Linked DNA regions of Homo sapiens: region 2 is linked to region 1. Evidence: chromatin contacts called from ENCODE Hi-C or POLR2A ChIA-PET data. All regions are on one chromosome and are shown on one strand. Each heading gives the region's core, a stretch centred on a gene start or an enhancer-like site at or near the end of the contact. The rest is flanking DNA. Distances are from core to core; before and after follow the strand shown.

Evidence for each region. A loop is a pair of places that touch in the nucleus more often than their neighbours do. ChIA-PET counts read pairs that join two places held with the same protein, here RNA polymerase II (POLR2A). Pooled maps may share reads with other maps.
Region 2: a loop to region 1 is called in a pooled map, with 7 times the contacts of the local background. The contact joins two enhancer-like sites. A Hi-C loop is called at or near these places in 1 of 37 single-sample maps with no recorded cell type and 2 of 50 pooled maps. POLR2A ChIA-PET finds 5 or more read pairs at or near these places in 1 of 52 experiments (T-cell).

The regions. Positions count from the first base shown.
Region 1 is chr6:14,662,782-14,666,793 of GRCh38, forward strand. All of the region lies in intron 1 of LOC101928354 (a long non-coding RNA gene), which reads right to left. LOC102724463 (a long non-coding RNA gene) reads left to right here. Exons shown (of 3, transcript XR_926514.4): 3 at 2,265-2,482. Among named protein-coding and RNA genes, the nearest start is that of LINC01108, 380 kb to the left of the region's middle. Within about 2 kb of position 1,475, at least 7 of the 41 ENCODE cell types and tissues checked have a DNase peak (open chromatin) inside an H3K27ac peak, as active enhancers do.
Region 2 is chr6:16,202,681-16,206,860 of GRCh38, forward strand. It overlaps the pseudogene RNU6-1114P. Among named protein-coding and RNA genes, the nearest start is that of GMPR, 34 kb to the right of the region's middle. RefSeq lists enhancers at 2,845-2,934, 3,145-3,354. Within about 2 kb of position 2,830, at least 9 of the 41 ENCODE cell types and tissues checked have a DNase peak (open chromatin) inside an H3K27ac peak, as active enhancers do.

The DNA.
Region 1 (4,012 bases), core at 225-2,724:
TAAGCAAGCAAATGAGGCTGCAAAAGAGGAATCATGGGAGAATGAGGAAAATTAAGTGATCATAGCATCCCTGAGGTCAAAAGAGCAGGGGTTTCAGGGAGAGTGCCAGGGCATTAGTTAATACAAAGAAGAGACCACTGGCTTTGCACCCTGGAGGTCAATGCTATCCTCTTCCTAATCCATTACTATAGAGTGATGGGGACCAGCGTTTGTGTATTGAGGAGATAATGAGAAGTGTAAATGGAAAACAACCAGAAGATAACAAGGATAAACAACTCTTTCAAAAATATAGTCACAGGTCACTTAACAGGACTACATTCTGAGAAATGCACTATTAGACAATTTTATTGTTGTGCGAACATCAACAGAGTAGCTTACACAAACCTAGATGGTGTAGCCTACTAGGCTAGAAGGTGTAGTCTATTGATCCTAGGCTACAAACCTACACAGCATGGTACTGTACTCAATACTGTAGGCAACTATAACACAATGGTAAGGATTTGTGTACCTAAATATACCTAAACATAGAAAAGGGCTAGGTGCAGTGGCTCACACCTGTAATCCCAGCACTTTGGGAGGCTGAGGCAGGCGGATCACCTGAGGCCAGGAGTTTGAGACCAGCCTGACCAACATGGCAAAACCCGGTCTCTACTAAAAACACAAAAATTAGCTGGGCATGGTAGCACATGATTGTAAAATCTCAGTTACTCGGGAGGCTGAGGCATGAGAATTGCTTGAACCCAGGAGCTGGAGGTTGCAGTGAGCAGAGATCACGCCACTGGACTCCAGCCTGGGCAACAGAGCAAGACTCTGTCTCAAAAAATAATAATAATAAATTAAAAAAATAAACATAGAAAAGGTACAGTAAAAATATTGTATTATAATTTTATGGTACCACCATCATATATGCAGTCCATCATTAACTGCCACATCATTACATGGTACATGACTATATTTAATGGCTTAAAAACACAGAGATGTGCAAAATCATTTATGTCCAAGGGTTATTTGTCATAAAAACATAATGTACATAACAAAACTTGGGACAACCTAAAACACCAATACAAGGTATTGGCTAAATTTTAAAAGTGTTTTAGAGAAGCGTATTTAATAGAAGAGGAAAATGTTCACTGTTTAAGTGAATAAAACAAGATACAAAAGGCATATACAGTATGAGTTCAATTTTTTTCATCTATACAATACAGGCATAAAAATATTAAAATGATATATATTTGATAAACTGATAGGTAGATTTCATTTTCTTCTTTGTGTTATTCTGTATTTCTCTAATTTTCTGAGTTCATTTGGATGCTAAAGAATGTCTGTTTTTTTACTTAGGAAGAGAGTGGTTTTTCTGTTTGTATATTTTGGTATATTTTGGTTTGAGGTTTCGGTGGTTTTTTGTTTTGTTTTTGTCTTGAGTGATAGTACGTATATGAGATCATGTACAACTACCTACTGTTGCTCTCTTCCACTGGGATGTTTTTGATGTAATGGCTATGCATCTCGGCCTTGGGGGGCCTAGTGCAGCCTAGTGCAATGTCAAAGGGGCTGTCACCTGGTTCTTGCTGCCACCTGCCTGTGCAGGTGGCTGCTGAGGCAGCCTTTGGCCCACAGGTCCCCTGAGACATCCTTTGCCTCTGTCTGCCTTCCTGGCCCACTGGCTCTCCTGACCAGTCTAAGCACAGATGAGTGGAGGGCGGGGGGAATCGTCCTGGCCTGGCCTGTGCCACACTGGGGCTTGGGAGTTTCTGCAATGTCTGCTGAGGCCCCCCGCCCCCATCCTGGTCTGACTCTGCAGCCAGCTCCAGGAAGTAGAATGCAGGCTACTCTCTCCATAAGATCATGCTTTACCCACTGTCTTTCCTTCTTTCTTAACCCCAGGGAAACCTCATCTAGATTTGAGGATGAGGACGGGTGTAGGGAGCCAATCTCATCCTCTGACATTTCTCCCTAAGGGCGCAGTCCTTTGAAACACGTGTAAGTCAGCAAAAGGCACCCAGGCTATTTGCTTTCCCTCCTACCACATCCGTCCCCTGAGGCAACAAGCATTAGATGGCCTGGCTGCTTTGGGGGAGGGAGGGGCTGGCAAAAGGAGAATGATGGAGCTGGAAGGAGAGACAGAGTAGCCCTAGGTTAACCCTTCAAAACCATTATCCTGATGTGCAGATGTCGACAGAAAACAGCAAGCCTCTCAGTGCCAGCCTGCGTGCTGGAAGTGCACATGCATTATTAATTCACTGGGACATTTTTACCCTTTCCAGCCTGTTTCTCCAGGTTTCCCGCCTCCTTCCACCTTCTGTACAGGACACACCAGTTCCCTCAAGCCCAAAATGTGAGCAGCTGTCATTCTCTGCATAGCCAAGCTCGGCAGTCTGCCGAAAGGGACAAGCCAGTCCCGCAAAGGAATGATGTATGCCAAAAGATACTGCATTAGGATCTTCATTAACTGGAGGGCCAATAAATTTATGAAAATCATGAATCAGTTAATCCATTCCTTACGATGAATAGCTAATTAACATGAGGACAGGGCCTGACCCTTCTATTCATCTCTACTCACTCCTGAGCTTCCTGTTACAGACAGGCTCCAGGGCAGAAAACAGAACCCACATTGGCTAGCGTGTGTTCAGGTGGGTCCCCATGGGGCAAAGCCGAGGGGATGGACTAAACACAACCTTCTCTTAATGTTGGGACTTTCTCTGAGAGTGCATTCTTATTTCTAACTTTTCATTATGAAAATAGTCAAACACAAGTGTAGCAAGGTCTTACAAATTTATGGGGCCGGGTGCGGTGGCCTGTAATCCCAGCGCTTTGGGAGGCCAAGGCGGGCAGATCACCTGAGGTCGGGAGTTCAAGACCAGCCTGCCCAATATGGAGAAACCCTGTCTCTACTAAAAAAGAAAAAAATACAAAATTATCCGGGTGTGGTGGCGCATGCCTGTAATCCCAGCTACTCGGGAGGCTGAGGCAGGAAAATCGCTTGAACCTGGGAGGCGGAGGTTGCAGTGAGCAGAGATCGTGCCATTGCACTCCAGCCTGGGCAACAAGAGTGAAACTCCATCTCAGAAAAATATATATAGATATTATGTTTCATCATCCATTTTAAATATAAGTTGGACTTTCTCATACCAGAAGCATGTGAAACAGTTTCCAGTTCTCTGCCTCCTCCCAGTTCCTCAATGTGATGAATCCACGTATCTGCCTTACACAACTGCCTCCTGGCAGCCAACTTCCTATGGGACATATAGACACAGCCCACTTGACTCACCCTGACCCCGCACCCCAGGCGGACTATGCAGATATGACTCAACGACCACTTCTCAGTCATAACGTTAGCTGGTGGGACTCCTGCCTGCTTGCTCTAAATCCACCAATGACAACTCCTCAAGGGAAACCCATCTGGGTAATTCCCTGGATCCCAACAAAGGCTCTGGCCCACAAGTCCCTTCCCCAGTCTCCAACCCACTGGTCGAGCACATATGTCCCAGACAGCTCTCCTCTTCCCATTCGCCCTGAGGTTGCTGTCTTGTTCTCTCCAGGATCTGTAAATAATACACTGCTTCAGTTATTTCATGCATTTTCTTTTGCCTCCTCTGGGTCTTACCTGACTGACACACTCAAACCTAACTAACTTCTTTCCCATTCAGGGCTCTCCTAGAGCGTGGCTATCTTAGTAGGAATAAGCTAGACACAGGTCAGACGAGAGCACAAGTATAAGTGAGTTTCCTGTGAGAGGGACACCTGGTCACAGGTGGAGACACTCAGGCATGAGGCCGTCCACCAGGATAAAGAAGTACCTTGTGAAAGGCACATTGTAAACATCTACAACCAAATAACTACTCTCCAGAGAGAGACCTCCAGACCAAATTAGAAAGAAAAAAAATACAACATTGTTTAAGTCGATAATAGCACAATGAACCTGATAGACCCATCACCCACCTTCATTAATTATCAATACATGACCAATCTTAGTGCATCTGTGCACCACCTTTCTGGATCATGTTAAAGCAAA
Region 2 (4,180 bases), core at 1,580-4,079, 1.5 Mb after region 1:
TTAAAATGGCAATACACCCTCAAGTTATTCAATAGATTCAATGCAATTCTTATCAAAATCCCAGCTGATTTCTTTGCAGAAATTGACAAGTTAATTGTAAAATTTATATCAAAATTCAAGAAACCCAGAAAAAACAAAATAATCTTCAACAAAGAACAAAATTGGAGGAGTCACACTTCCCAACTTCAACATGTGTACAAAGCCATAGTAATCAAAATAGTGTGGTCCTGGCATAGGGTAGATGTATATAGATCAGTGTAGTAGAATTGAGAGTCCAGAAATAAACTTTCACATTTACAGTTAATTGACTTTCAACAAGGGTGTCAAGACCATTCAGTGGAGAAAGAATAGTCTTTTCAACAAATGATCCTGGGACAACTGGATATACACATGTCAAAAAAAAAAAATGAAGCTGGACCTGTCTCACAATGTGTACAAATTCAGAATAGAGAAAAGACCAAAACGTAAGAGTTAATCCAATAAAACTCTTAGAAGAAAACAGGGGTGTAAATTTTCGTGACCTTGGACTTGACAATGGTTTCTTGGATATGACACCAAAAGCATGAGCAATTAAAGAAAAAAATAGATTAATTGCACACAATTCAGCTAAAAAACTTTTGTCCTTCCAAAGACACCATCAAGAAAATGAAGAGACAAGCCTACAATGAATAAGAGAAAAAATGTGCAGATAATATTACACGTATCACAGCTCAACACCAAAACACCAAATAACTAAAAAATGGGCAAAAATCTAAATAGACATTTCTCTAAGGAAGATAAATGCATGGCCAATAAGTGCATGAAAAGATGCTCAACATCATTAGCCATCAGGGAATGCAAATCAAAACCATAATTAAATGTCATCTCACACCCATTAAGATGGCTAAAATTTTTATGAAACAGAAATAACAAGTATTGACAAGGAAGTGGCAAAATTAGAACTCTCATACACTGCTCATTGGAATATATAATTAATTGTGCACCTCCATGGAATACTATATAACCATAAAAAAGAATGAGATCATGTCCTTTGCAGCAACATGGATGCAGCTGGAGGCTATTATTCTAAGTGAATTAAACACAGAAACAAAAAACCAAATACTACATGTTCTCACTTATAAGTCAGAGCTAAACATTGGGTACACATGGACATAAAGATGGGAACAATAGGCACTGGGAACTCCAAAGTGGTGAATGAGGATGGGAGGCAAGGGTTGAAAAACTACCTGTTAGGTACTATGTTCAGTATTTAGGTGATGGGTTCAGCAGAAACCCAAATCAGCATCATGCAATATATACATGTAACAAACCTGTACATGTACTCCCTGAATCTAAAATAAACATATTTTTTAAAATAAAATAAAGTGGTGCAGCTGCCTTCGAAAGCAGTCTGGCAGTTACATGAAAGGTTAAACACAAAGTTACTGTATGAGCCAGCAACTCTATTCTTAGGTATATACCCAAAAGAAATGAAAACATATGTTCACACATAAACTTGTCCACCAGTGTTCACAGAATATTGTTCATAAGAGCTAAAAGGTAGAAACGGCCCAAATGTCCATCAATGGACAAATGAATAAACACAGTATGGTATTTCCATATAATTGTATACTTTTTGGAAGTAAAAAGAAACGAAGTACTGATACATGCTACGGTATGGATGAACTTTGAAAAGATTATGCTAAGTGAAGGAAATCAGTCACTAAGTGAAGGAAGCCAGTCACTAAAGACAACATATTGTATTATTCCATTTATAAGAAATGTCCAGAATAGGCAAATCTGTAGAAACAGAGAGTAGATCATTGGTTGCCTAAGGCTGGAAGGAATCAGGGAAGGCCCTGAGGAGTGATGGCTGATAAATAAGGAGTGTGGCAGGTTTCTTTTTTGGGTTATAAAAATGTTTTAAAATTGGTGTGATGATGGCTGCACAACTCTATGAATATATGAAAAGCCACTGACTTGTACATTCTAAATTGGTGAATTGTATGATCTGTGAATTATGTCTCAATAAAGCCATTGGGAGACAATATAAATAAATACAATCCAGAGACATTGTCCTGTGGGTAAATACTAAATAGAATCATTAGGCTGGTCTCTGGATTTGTCTATTCAATGCTTTCATGTTGGTTTTCTTTATCTTCCAGCTCCAGAAAAGGCCTGTAGTTCCAGCTACTGGGGAGGCTGATGGAAGGATTGCATGAGCCTGGGAGGTCAAAGCTGCAGTGAGCTGTGATCGCACCACTGCACTCCAGCCTGGGTGACAGAGTGAGACCCAGTCTCAAAAAAAAAAAAAAAAAAAAAAAAAAAAAAGCAAGCAAGCAAGAAAGAAAAAAGTGCTCGTTTCAGCAGCACATATACTAAAAATTGGAATGATACGGAGAAGACTACCATGGCCTCTGAGCAAGAATGACACAAAAATCCTGCAAAATAAAAAGCCTGAGCAAAGTGACTTGCCCAGGATGCCACAGTTCACAGTGGTAGAACCACAACTGGAAACCAGGACTTTGACTCCCAGGCAGCTGCCCCTTCCACGAGTTCCATGTCCCATGTGCATGCTATGTTTGTACTGGGGTCAATGGCAACCGTCTTATTTGGATATTCTTATTTTCCTCTATGCCCTGAGAAACCTGGTTTGTAGACAGAAAAGGCTGATTTTTTGCTTCTAAAAGCTTAAGTTGACATTTTGTGTTGTTTTGTTTTGTTCTCCTGGCCCAGCCTAACAAGCATTCACATAGTAGACAACACATGCTTGCTGGACCTTACTTCCTGTCTGGTGACCCAGCTCCCTAGAGACTTGAATCTCAAATAAATGTTTCTGTCAGGAGGCTGAGCTCCCAGCTGTGCAAATTGGTCACAGATGTAATTGCATTTGCCCTCTGCCCTGGAAGAAAACATGCCTGTGGTTGGGGGTTTAGATGTCTCAGAATGAAAGACATTACTCCTGACTCTGGGTAATAGCCGTGACGCTCAAAATAAGCTGCCACAGAGACACGCCATAGTGTTGCCAGATGTACAGGGCTGTTGCTACCCAGAATCTGGATCTGCACAGCCAGTTACCAAACTGTGGCCATGTCATTGGCCAATCAGGCATAGTCAAGAACCTAGCTTTTCCACTGGCTCCTCATACTTTCAAACATAACTCCATCCCCTCTTCTCCTCTCCCTAATGCCCACAAGATCTCTGCAAAGAGCTCTAATTCCAAGTTCCCTGAATGGCAGACAATGGCAGCCCTAGGACATCTACACTGCACAGGCTGCAATTGCTAGAATCTAATTAAAATAAACATTGTAACAAGCTGCTGAGCCCCGCCCAGTGCCTCAGGAGTGCAGTGATGTGACACATCTCACTGCAGCCTCCACCTCCCACCCTCCAGCAATCCTCCTGCTTTGGCCTCCCAAAGAGTGGAAACTACAAGTGTGTGCCACTACACCTGGCTAATTTTTGTACTTTTTGTAGAGATGAAGTCTCGCCATGTTATCGAGGCTGGTCTTGAACTCCTGGGCTCAAGTGGTCCACCCACCTTGGTGTCCCAAAGTGTTGGAATTACAGGTCTGAGTTACTGAATCTGGCCAGATAGATATTTTAAACCCAGTATTTGTCTGCCTTTCTTCCTCAGTAGAATTTGAATGTACCAGGTGGCTGCTAGCTACACACCTGTGTAGGATGAGGCTTATCCTATATGTCTGCCCTATTTGTCTTGTTAAATCATATTATTATTCTGAACGCTTTCCTTCTAAAGCAGACAACCAAAGCATAGGGTATTAGCTCTTCTTAGTCCTTTTCCAATCCAAACATTTAGACTTCTTTCTGCTCACCCCTGGGCAGTATCACCCTCATCAATTTCCTCTTAATTGACTAGAATGAATTGTAACTATCCCCATCAGCAATCACATCTGTTAAGGATTGCAGAGTGCCATTGTTGTACGGGAAGAGCATTTCATTTGAGCCACCAAAAATTTACTAACGTGTGGACACAGGGACAGATACAGAGGATTGCAAACTCCAGTTTCTGAAAAACTCGATTCCAAAGCAAGGGAAAAGGTGCCCTCTAGTGGTAAACACAGCACACTACACCACAGCATCCTTATTCCAGACCGGAAGCCTGGCTATTTGAATCCTATTTTCTGTTTCTTCCAGAAACCCTGAGGTCCAGACAGGATGTGACACATGAAGGTTTAAG